Regions from separate parts of the Homo sapiens genome. Here region 1 is linked to region 2. Evidence: chromatin contacts called from ENCODE Hi-C or POLR2A ChIA-PET data. All regions are on one chromosome and are shown on one strand. Each heading gives the region's core, a stretch centred on a gene start or an enhancer-like site at or near the end of the contact. The rest is flanking DNA. Distances are from core to core; before and after follow the strand shown. Region 1 overlaps TGFB2 (transforming growth factor beta 2). Region 2 overlaps TGFB2 (transforming growth factor beta 2).

Region 1 (4,504 bases), core at 1,525-4,024, 48 kb before region 2:
TTGCCTTCTGGTGTCCCCAATCTCACCCTGCCTTCCCTGGCCCGCCCAGTGGCCACTGTTTTCCTCCACCCAATGACAGTTGGGGTCAGGCACACAACCCATGCCATTTCAGGAAAAAGCCTGGTGGCAGCTGTCCCCACCACAAGCTGGCAGTGCCACAATATGTTCAGGGAGCAACCCAGTAGAAGCACGTCTCTCACCCACTCCTTTTTTTAAAATGTTTTCAATACTTTTTGGGGTACAGGTGCTTTTTGGTGACATGAATGAGTTCTTTAATGGGTGATTTCTGAGATTTTCATGCACCCTCTTAATCCAGGTACCAAGCACATCCCAGTGCAGAGTTTGCAACCCTATGGGTTGAAGTGGCAGTCCCATGGGAAGGGAGATACCTGGCTCAATGTGTTATCAATCTTGTGGGCTTGTGGCAGGGGGACCCCAGCAGCTGCTGGACTACATGTTCCAAGTTTTAGGGCAAGGGTCTCAGGTCCCCATGAAAGTCTCCTGTCACTCTGGGAGCATCCCCATGCCCAAGTGAGCACAATATCAAACAGCACATAAAAAAACACCGTGACAGTTGGAGAGCGAGAGAGACAGAGAGAGGGAGACCATGGAACAAAGGAAAAAGTTTTATATTTTAGCATCTTCAATAGTACTCCTTTTCTTTTTTTTTTTGAACAAGAGACCCCATATTTTCATATTGAAAAAGGATTCTGCAAATTTTGTAGCTAGCCCTGCCGAAGCCTCATATAGTTATAGGATTCTTAAGTACTAAAGGACCTTCAAGGCTATCTGAATTCTAATCCAGTTAAGAATGAACTGGTTGAACTGAATCAACCAGTTCCTAGTTTTGTGGCAACAGGGATATTATCTGGCTTTTCTGAGCCTGTTTCTTCATCTATATAATGAAGTAAATAATTTTCTACCTCATATGTATTGGGTCATATTGTCAGGATTCTATAAGTAAGCAGATGGAAAGTTGGAGCGCTGGGTCTAGCACAAATTTCCACACAGTTTCCTCCCTGCCTCCCTTCCCATACCGTAACAGAACTGCCAGGTGGTCAGTGGGCCTTTCATGAATGCCCCCGAGAGACAGTGCTCTGATAGCCTGACAGACCAAATTAGAAGAGGAGAGAAAGAACAGGAGGAGCTAAGTGTCCTGGGGCAGTTTATACATGACGCTATATACTCTAATTCCTTTCCACTGAGTAGGGAGCAATTCCAGTCCCCAAAGTTCTCACAGACTCCCCACCACTATCCTTTAACATTTCACCTGTTTTACTATAAACCTGACCATCAGAAAAGGTGACAAGAGAAATCCTAACTTTCCACTAAACAGCTCTGCATCAAGCAATTTCACCTTTCACTACAATGTTCATATTAGGACTATTTTTATTAAAAAGTTTAATTGACATTGGTACAATACTATTAACTAGGCTTGGATTTCTTCGGTTTTTATATGTACTAATTTTTTTTAATTTTTAATTTTTGTGGCTACCTAGTAAGGGTGTATATATTCATGTGATACATGAAATACTTCGATACAGGCATGCAATGCCTAATAATCACATCATGGTAAATGGGTTATCCATCCCCTTTGAAAACGTACTACAGTTGTGATCATCATTAGGAGAAGCTGTTGAAGGGTATATAGGAACTCTCTGTACTATTTTTGCAATTTCTTGTGAGTCTAAAATTGTTTCAGGCCTGGCACAGTGGCTCATGCCTAAAATCCCAGCACTCTGGGAGGCCAAAGTGGGAGGATTGGTTAAGGCTAGGAGTTTGAGACCAGCCTGGGCAACAAAGCAAGACAAGACCCCATTTCTATTAAAAAATAAAAAATTAGCTGGGTGATGTGGCATGTGCCTGTAACTCCCACCTACTTGGGAGGCTGAGGTGGGAGGATCACTTGAGCCTGAGAGGGTGAGACTACAGTGAGCCATGACTGAGTCACTGCACTGAAGCCTGGGCAACAGAGTGAGACCTGTCTCTAAAAAAAATTAAAATAATCCAGGCACAGTGGCTCACGCCTGTAATCCCACCACTGTGGGAGGCTGAGGCAGGCAGATCGCGAGGTCAAGAGATCAAGACCATCCTGGCCACATGGTGAAACCCCGTCTCTACTAAAAATACAAAAATTAGCTGGGCGTGGTGGCAGGCGTCTATAGCCCCAGCTACTCGGGAGGCTGAGATAGGAGAATCGCTTGAACCCGGGAGGCAGAGGTTGCAGCGAGCCGAGATTGCACCACTGCACTCCAGCCTGGTGACGGAGAAAGACTCCAACTCAAAAAATAAAATAAAAAATAAATAAATAAAATAAAATAAAATAAAATAATTTCAAAATAAAGTTAAAGGTTAATAAAAAAACAAAACTGAATAAAGGTCTTACAATGTCACTCATATGTGATGAGCTCTGAAACAGAATGTAGATTTGAGGCTTGCAAGAAGTCCCCCAATGATGTCTAGGGTTCAGCCCTTCAGGAGGGCAATGCTTCAGCCATCTATCTATTGTTTATTCCCTCTTAGATTGGTTACACCACAAAACTGGCAGGAAGAAAGTGCGTGAATGTTGAAATGCTTGGGTCAAGAACCTATAGGTATTTGCTGTATTTGCTAAAGCAGTGGTTCTTAAAGTGAGGCTCCCAGCCCACGGCATCAGCCTTGCCTAGGAATCCGTGATAAATGTGAATCATCCAGGAAAGTCTGATGGCACCATTTCATCAAAGTTTGAGAACCAATGTGTGACTACATACTGGTTGACTCCTAGCTGGTGAAACCAGTCCTAGTTAACAATTAAAAGCAGATTGATAAAGTCCGGGGAAAAGAAGAAGGAGGCTTTAGTGTTTAATATCAGCTTTCTTGGAGTCAGCACTGACCACAATTGTCAAGGACAGACAAGCACTGGTCTCAGTGTCCTCGTGGGGGATTTTCCAAGATAAGCCAGAAAGGTCAGTAGTTCAAAGTGAAACACAGAAGGTGTGGGTATGAACGGAATTGGTAGTGGCCTGGAGGTTTTGTTTATCCTCCTGCCTGAGGTACTCACCGATTACCTCAACATCAAGTCCAAGCTAGTCCCCCTCCTAGAGGCAAAGCTAAACGAGGCTTACAAAGCAGCACAGGTTCCTGCTCATTGCAGTGGATATATGGATCCTATATAACAGTCTTTCTTAAAGAGTATGGATGGTGGTCTGCATTTTAGCAAACTCCTTGAGCAATTCCTATGTACCCTAACATTTCAGAACTGCTGAAATATACGACAGAAGAAAAGAAATCTACAAAGAAATACAGAAAGACAAAGGAGCACCTAAACTTTTTTTTTTTTTTTTTTTGAGACGGAGTCTCGCTCTGTTGCACAGGTTGGAGTGCAGTGGCGCGATCTCGGCTCACTGCAAGCTCAGCCTCCCGGGTTCACGCCATTCTCCTGCCTCAGCCTCCCGAGTAGCTGGGACTACAGGCACCCACCACCATGCCCGGCTAATTTTTTGTATTTTTTAGTAGAGACGGGGTTTCACCGTGTTAGCCAGGATGGTCTCAATCTCTTGACCTCGTGATCCGCCTGCCTTAGCCTCCCAAAGTGCTGGGATTACAGGCATAAGCCACCGCGCCCGGCCTTTTTTTTTTTTTTTAGATGGAGTCTTGCTCTGTGGCCCAGGCTGGAGTGTAATGGCGCAATCTCAGCTCACTGCAACCTCCGCCTCTTGGGTTCACGCAACTCACCTGTCTCAGCCTCCTGAGTAGCTGGGATTACAGGCGCCTGCCACCACGCCTGGCTAATTTTTTGTATTTTTAGTAGAGACGGGATTTCACCATGTTGGCCAGGCTGGTCTCAAACTCCTGACCTCAGGTGATCCACTGCCTCCGCCTCCCAAAGTGCTGGGATTACAGGCGTGAGCCACTGCACCTGGCTCAAGCACCTAAACTTTGGATCAGGCTTTATACCTAGAAAAAAAGAGTAAGACAGAGAAAAGAGGAAGAGTTCTAAAGCTCTTAAACTGGAAAAATAGGATTCCTCTATGATTTGCAGTAGTAGTCTGCCTTGACTGCACATTTTAATCAACGGAGGAACTTGAAAATCTTGATGCCTGGGTTGAAGTCCCTAAAAGTCTAGTTAATTGACTGGGGTGGACTTAGTTTTAAGTTCCTCAGATGATTTTAAATGTACAGCCAGGATCAGCACCCCTCACTGAAAGAAACTGGTAGTACTCAGACTGAAGAAGGGAAGACTTAGGGATATCAAATCTCAAGGGATTTCAAAGATTTCAGGGACTTACTTTCTATATAGCCAAGGAGCCACAGTTTGACTCAATATAAAAATAATTTTCTAAAAATTTAGAAGATTAAAAAAAAAAAAGAAACCAAACAACTCACTCTCTTTCAAGGTTGTGAGAGATCACACCTCACTGGCCTCCCTGGAAGAACCTGTGTACTCACAAGGCGCAGTCTGTCCCAAAAGATGCAGTGGGGCTTCCTGAATATGGTGGCAGGGTGAGCTAGATGGCCTGGCAGC
Region 2 (4,243 bases), core at 955-3,454:
CTCTTCCATGCAGTCTCTTGCTCGGCTGCTCACCTTACTCCTGAACCTATAATGGGGCGGGGTGGGGTGGGGGTGCTGTGGGCAAGGGGCAGGGGGAGGCGGGCTGGAGTGGCAGTGGGCCAGAGTCCCACTCCAGTGGTGACCCTGCACACCTCTCCCAGGGCCAGGAGCCTCCACTCTAATTTCTCGAACCTTCTAAATATGCAGCCTAAAGTGTGTTGTAATCTCTGGGCGAAGGCCTACAAGTCAGTGAACTCCTTGGTTCTAACCCAGATTTGATGTGGGTTCAACAGTGAGTCATTAGCCCTTTTTTCACATCTCAGTTTCCTCTAGGAAAAACGATCTGTCATTCTTTCATATCTTTATATGAAAGATGCTGCGACTAGGTTACATCACCATCTTTTCACCAGGGAGAAATCATTCAAAAAGTGCAACTCCTCGAGTAGACCACAGGGGTTGCTGTGGAGACGCAGTGGGCTCCCCCAACCCCTTCCTTCTGTGAGGTGGAGAGGTCCCCACCTGCCCCTCAACCTCTGCAAAGCCCCTCTTTCATCGGGTGGGGTCTCCTCAGGAGAGGCATAAAGCTGGCTGGCCTCACTTGGCAACAAAGACGACCCAACTGCTTTCGTTATAAATAGTATACTTCTTTGAGAGGTTTTTCTAGTCTTTGAAAAGTAAAAAAAAGAGGAAATCCTGAAGGAGGAGCATGTGACCTAACTTAAATGTAACCACAATTAGACACTAGAGTTAGTACAAGCAACGATGCAATAAAAAAGGGAGAATTAAAGTTTGGTCTGTTGTATATTAATAACTCAATCATTCTGGAAGTCAAGAAGTTCAAGTCTGTCTTTGATACGCTCTCTTTTTCTTTCTGTTTCTATCTCATACACCCACATGCAAACACACACATAGAGAATCCTAAAAAATAAAATAGTAAAAATGCTTACTACATAAAGCAAAAATACCACTACGTTCCAGCAATCGCTAACATTTTCCTTCATTGGGCAAGTGGCCAACAGACCAGCAACTTGTATATAGAAAGACATATTCATGAATTGAATGCTAAGTCACATTCCCCAAAACCATAGTGTCATTGGTATTCATTCTACATTCCACAATTTAACTTGGAAAATTACAGAGGAAATAGAAAAGGAGATTGCTTCATGTTAAATGTTTAACACTCATGTGAAACAACTACAAAGGGAATCTCATTGTGATTTTTCAGGCTGTATATTTTTAGTGTATCTACTTCAAAATGGTAGAATAAATCAAGATGATTATTTACTTTCTTCCATTGCCTAGCTTGGAGATTCCACTCTTTGTTAACACAAACTGCTTATTTCCCTTGCAAGGGGAATCCATGATAATTCCTCACTTCTTTTTTCTCTGTTCTAACATCACACTGCTGCTGACTGAAGCTAGTAATGGATAGGTCAACACCATCACTTAAGCTAAATAAATGGGAAGTTTTGATGTCTCTAATTTAGGGGCTTTAAGACCACAAAAAATAAAGTACATACTGTATACAATGGTCTAATCCACACTCCATTTAATTAAGATAACTGTCTGACTATCCTCCTATTCAGTATTCTCATTTGAATATGCTTTGATCATAAAGATATTTTATTTTTGTTATTATTTTCTAAATGGTACTGTTAACAGAATTCAGTAACCCCCAACAAATACCAGGGCTCCTCAACAGAGGCATTACTGACATTGTGGTCAGGATAATTCTTTGATGTTGGGAATGGGGGGTTGCCCTATGCATTATAGGATGGTTAGAAACATCCCTGGCTGACCCACTAAATACCGGTAGCACCCCTCCACCTCCAGTCATGACAACCCAAAGTGTCTCTGGACATTGCCAAACGTTCCAGTGGGAGTAGGGGTGCGGGTGTTGGGGGGAGTACAAAATCACCAGGGTTAGAACCACAACATGTGCTGATTGGTTACAATGAAAAAGGGAGAGAAAAGAAAGAAAATGAAACGTTGTGTCTCTTCCTCTTTTTGATTGTCGGACTCTCTACAGATTCTTACATGTCAATTATTTGAATTCTTCCTGTGTATAACTGAATCACCCTTTCTAAGTTTCTAAAACCTTGTGCAGCATCTTTCGAATAGATGTGCCTCGAACTTCAAATGGATTGTTAAACTACTAGAGGTCCACTAATTCCCAGTGGGCAAACTATCGGTAAACCTTAGCATAACTCCACTTCGAGTCTTAAACTAACAGCACGTGAAAAGATCAATATGAATAAATTCAAAACTAATCAGACCCCTTCTTTAAATGTTGACACAGTATTATTTATATCCCATAAATACATTCTTGACTAAAATTCATCCTAGGAGATTGGCACCTGGCCAGTTCTATTCATATTTACTGTATTTATATAGTATACTTGGCCAAGGATAATATTTAAGACAAAATATGCCTCAGGGCATATACAATATCTCTTATATTTTTACTTTTAAATCTCCACATTGCTAAAAATATGTAGTCTGAACTTTATAAAATGTCCCACAAAGGGCTATCAGCAATCTGTAATGATATATAGCTCATTGAGTATAATTAGAGCATATTTGTAATACTTGAGCTGAAGTCACTCCCTGAACGCTAATAAGTTGATGGTAAAAAATGAACCAGTGATCTTTCCCATGGCTTCATCTCTGGGGCTTATGACCCTCGCCAGATTCACTGCAAGGAATGACAGGCACACTCCCTCCCCACAGCCACTTCAGTGACAGCTGAGTTAAAAGTTAGGCAGAAAAGTCCTAAAGAGGGAAAGCTGGTATATAAGCCAATGCTGTACTTTCAATTTGCTTTTTAAAAATATGGTTTTTTTCTTTTTTTCCTTTTTTTTGGAAGGGTTTGCTATATTCCAGTATAACTAAAAAGTGCTGGAAAATCAGTTAACCTATTTTCTATAAAATTATCCAGTCCTTGCACAGTAGTATCGAACCTGCTATTAATATGGCTTTCTGCTCCTAAACTTCCATACAGAATACAGACTTTTTAAAGCCTGTATTCTTTGTATGAAAACTGGCAGTATATTTTATTTATCTTGGACGTATCGGAGGTTTTCATTTATTTGGTGGCTGGGGTGAAATGGAAAGGAGAATCCACACATTGATGTTAAATGCCATACTCTGAAATCCTCCTAATAATCTAGGAATTTTTCCAGTTTGTTGATGACCATGACCCTGGGTTGGATCATCTCAGCTCTTCAGACTGAAGTGTGCTTCAGAGAACAAAGAACTAATGCCCTCTTGGGTTACTTGCTCTCTCCACACCTATTCAGTAAATGGGATCAGAGCTCCTTTCTGTGTTATAGAAGTGCTGGCAGTTTATTAGACCTTTTGCATATAAACATTGAAAGATGAGTTATTCAGGTTCTACATAACATACTTTCCGCTCTGCCCAAATACCGGTAGAACCGATGCACATGCTAGAGAAAGCAAACTGACTGAACTCCTTGTTTGTCTCAATGGTTTTGGACTAATTACAATGAACTTTCTTTCCTAATATCTCCTTGGCTCCACCCCAGATAGAAAGCTTTACTTCCCAAAGGGGATAACCAGGGGTGGAGTGTATTTATCACCGCTGTTGCGGATAGTGCCATAATTACAATAATAAAATCATCCTGCTTGCCAGAATTCTCTGCATCTGTTCTGCTATTGAACAAGAACAGGAGAAACTGCAGCAAAATAAGGGTCACTAGGAAGACTGGGGTTAGATACATGGGCTGACTTCTGAGACCATCAAGTACAAGACATGGCAGGTCACATAGCTAGGACTTGTCAAACTAAAAATAAATATTAAAAAAGAAAAGCACCACCCTGCAACTAGAACCTTTAAGAGAAAATTACCAAGATGGCTATATTATCTATTTAGGCAAGACACAGAGACTTTGCAAAGGCAGCCAGCAAGTATACAGGGCATGGAAAGGGGAGGAGAGAAATGAGCAACCAATGAAAAGTTTATGACTTGGGATTTGGAATACACAAATGTTGAAGAGGTTCCCCCCACCCCGCCCCCACTTTTCTTTTTCTTCTTCCTGGTATTTAACCCTCTCAGGTATCAAGTGGATGCTGCTGCCCCTTTTCTTTCTTTCTTTCTTTTTTTTCTTTTTTTAAGAACTCTGAAATCATTCTACACTGTCTGTTCCCTTCCTCTGCAATAAATCATTTCACTCCTATTGCTACTGTATGCCAGCTGGTTTTGAGGACACTGTTCTCAGAGAAG

Evidence for each region. Hi-C counts contacts between places; a loop is a spot of excess contacts on that map. ChIA-PET counts read pairs that join two places held with the same protein, here RNA polymerase II (POLR2A). Pooled maps may share reads with other maps.
Region 1: a map of Calu3 shows a loop between it and region 2 (5-fold over the local background). The contact joins two enhancer-like sites. A Hi-C loop is called at or near these places in 6 of 168 maps with a recorded cell type or tissue (Caco-2, Calu3, HepG2 and 3 more) and 7 of 50 pooled maps. POLR2A ChIA-PET finds 5 or more read pairs at or near these places in 10 of 52 experiments (A549, AG04449, AG04450 and 7 more).

The regions. Positions count from the first base shown.
Region 1 is chr1:218,396,386-218,400,889 of GRCh38, reverse strand. The region is part of intron 1 of TGFB2 (transforming growth factor beta 2); the gene reads right to left. Among named protein-coding and RNA genes, the nearest start is that of TGFB2-OT1, 44 kb to the left of the region's middle. Within about 2 kb of position 2,774, at least 2 of the 41 ENCODE cell types and tissues checked have a DNase peak (open chromatin) inside an H3K27ac peak, as active enhancers do.
Region 2 is chr1:218,347,957-218,352,199 of GRCh38, reverse strand. The region is part of intron 1 of TGFB2 (transforming growth factor beta 2); the gene reads right to left. Among named protein-coding and RNA genes, the nearest start is that of TGFB2-AS1, 4.4 kb to the right of the region's middle. Within about 2 kb of position 2,204, at least 2 of the 41 ENCODE cell types and tissues checked have a DNase peak (open chromatin) inside an H3K27ac peak, as active enhancers do.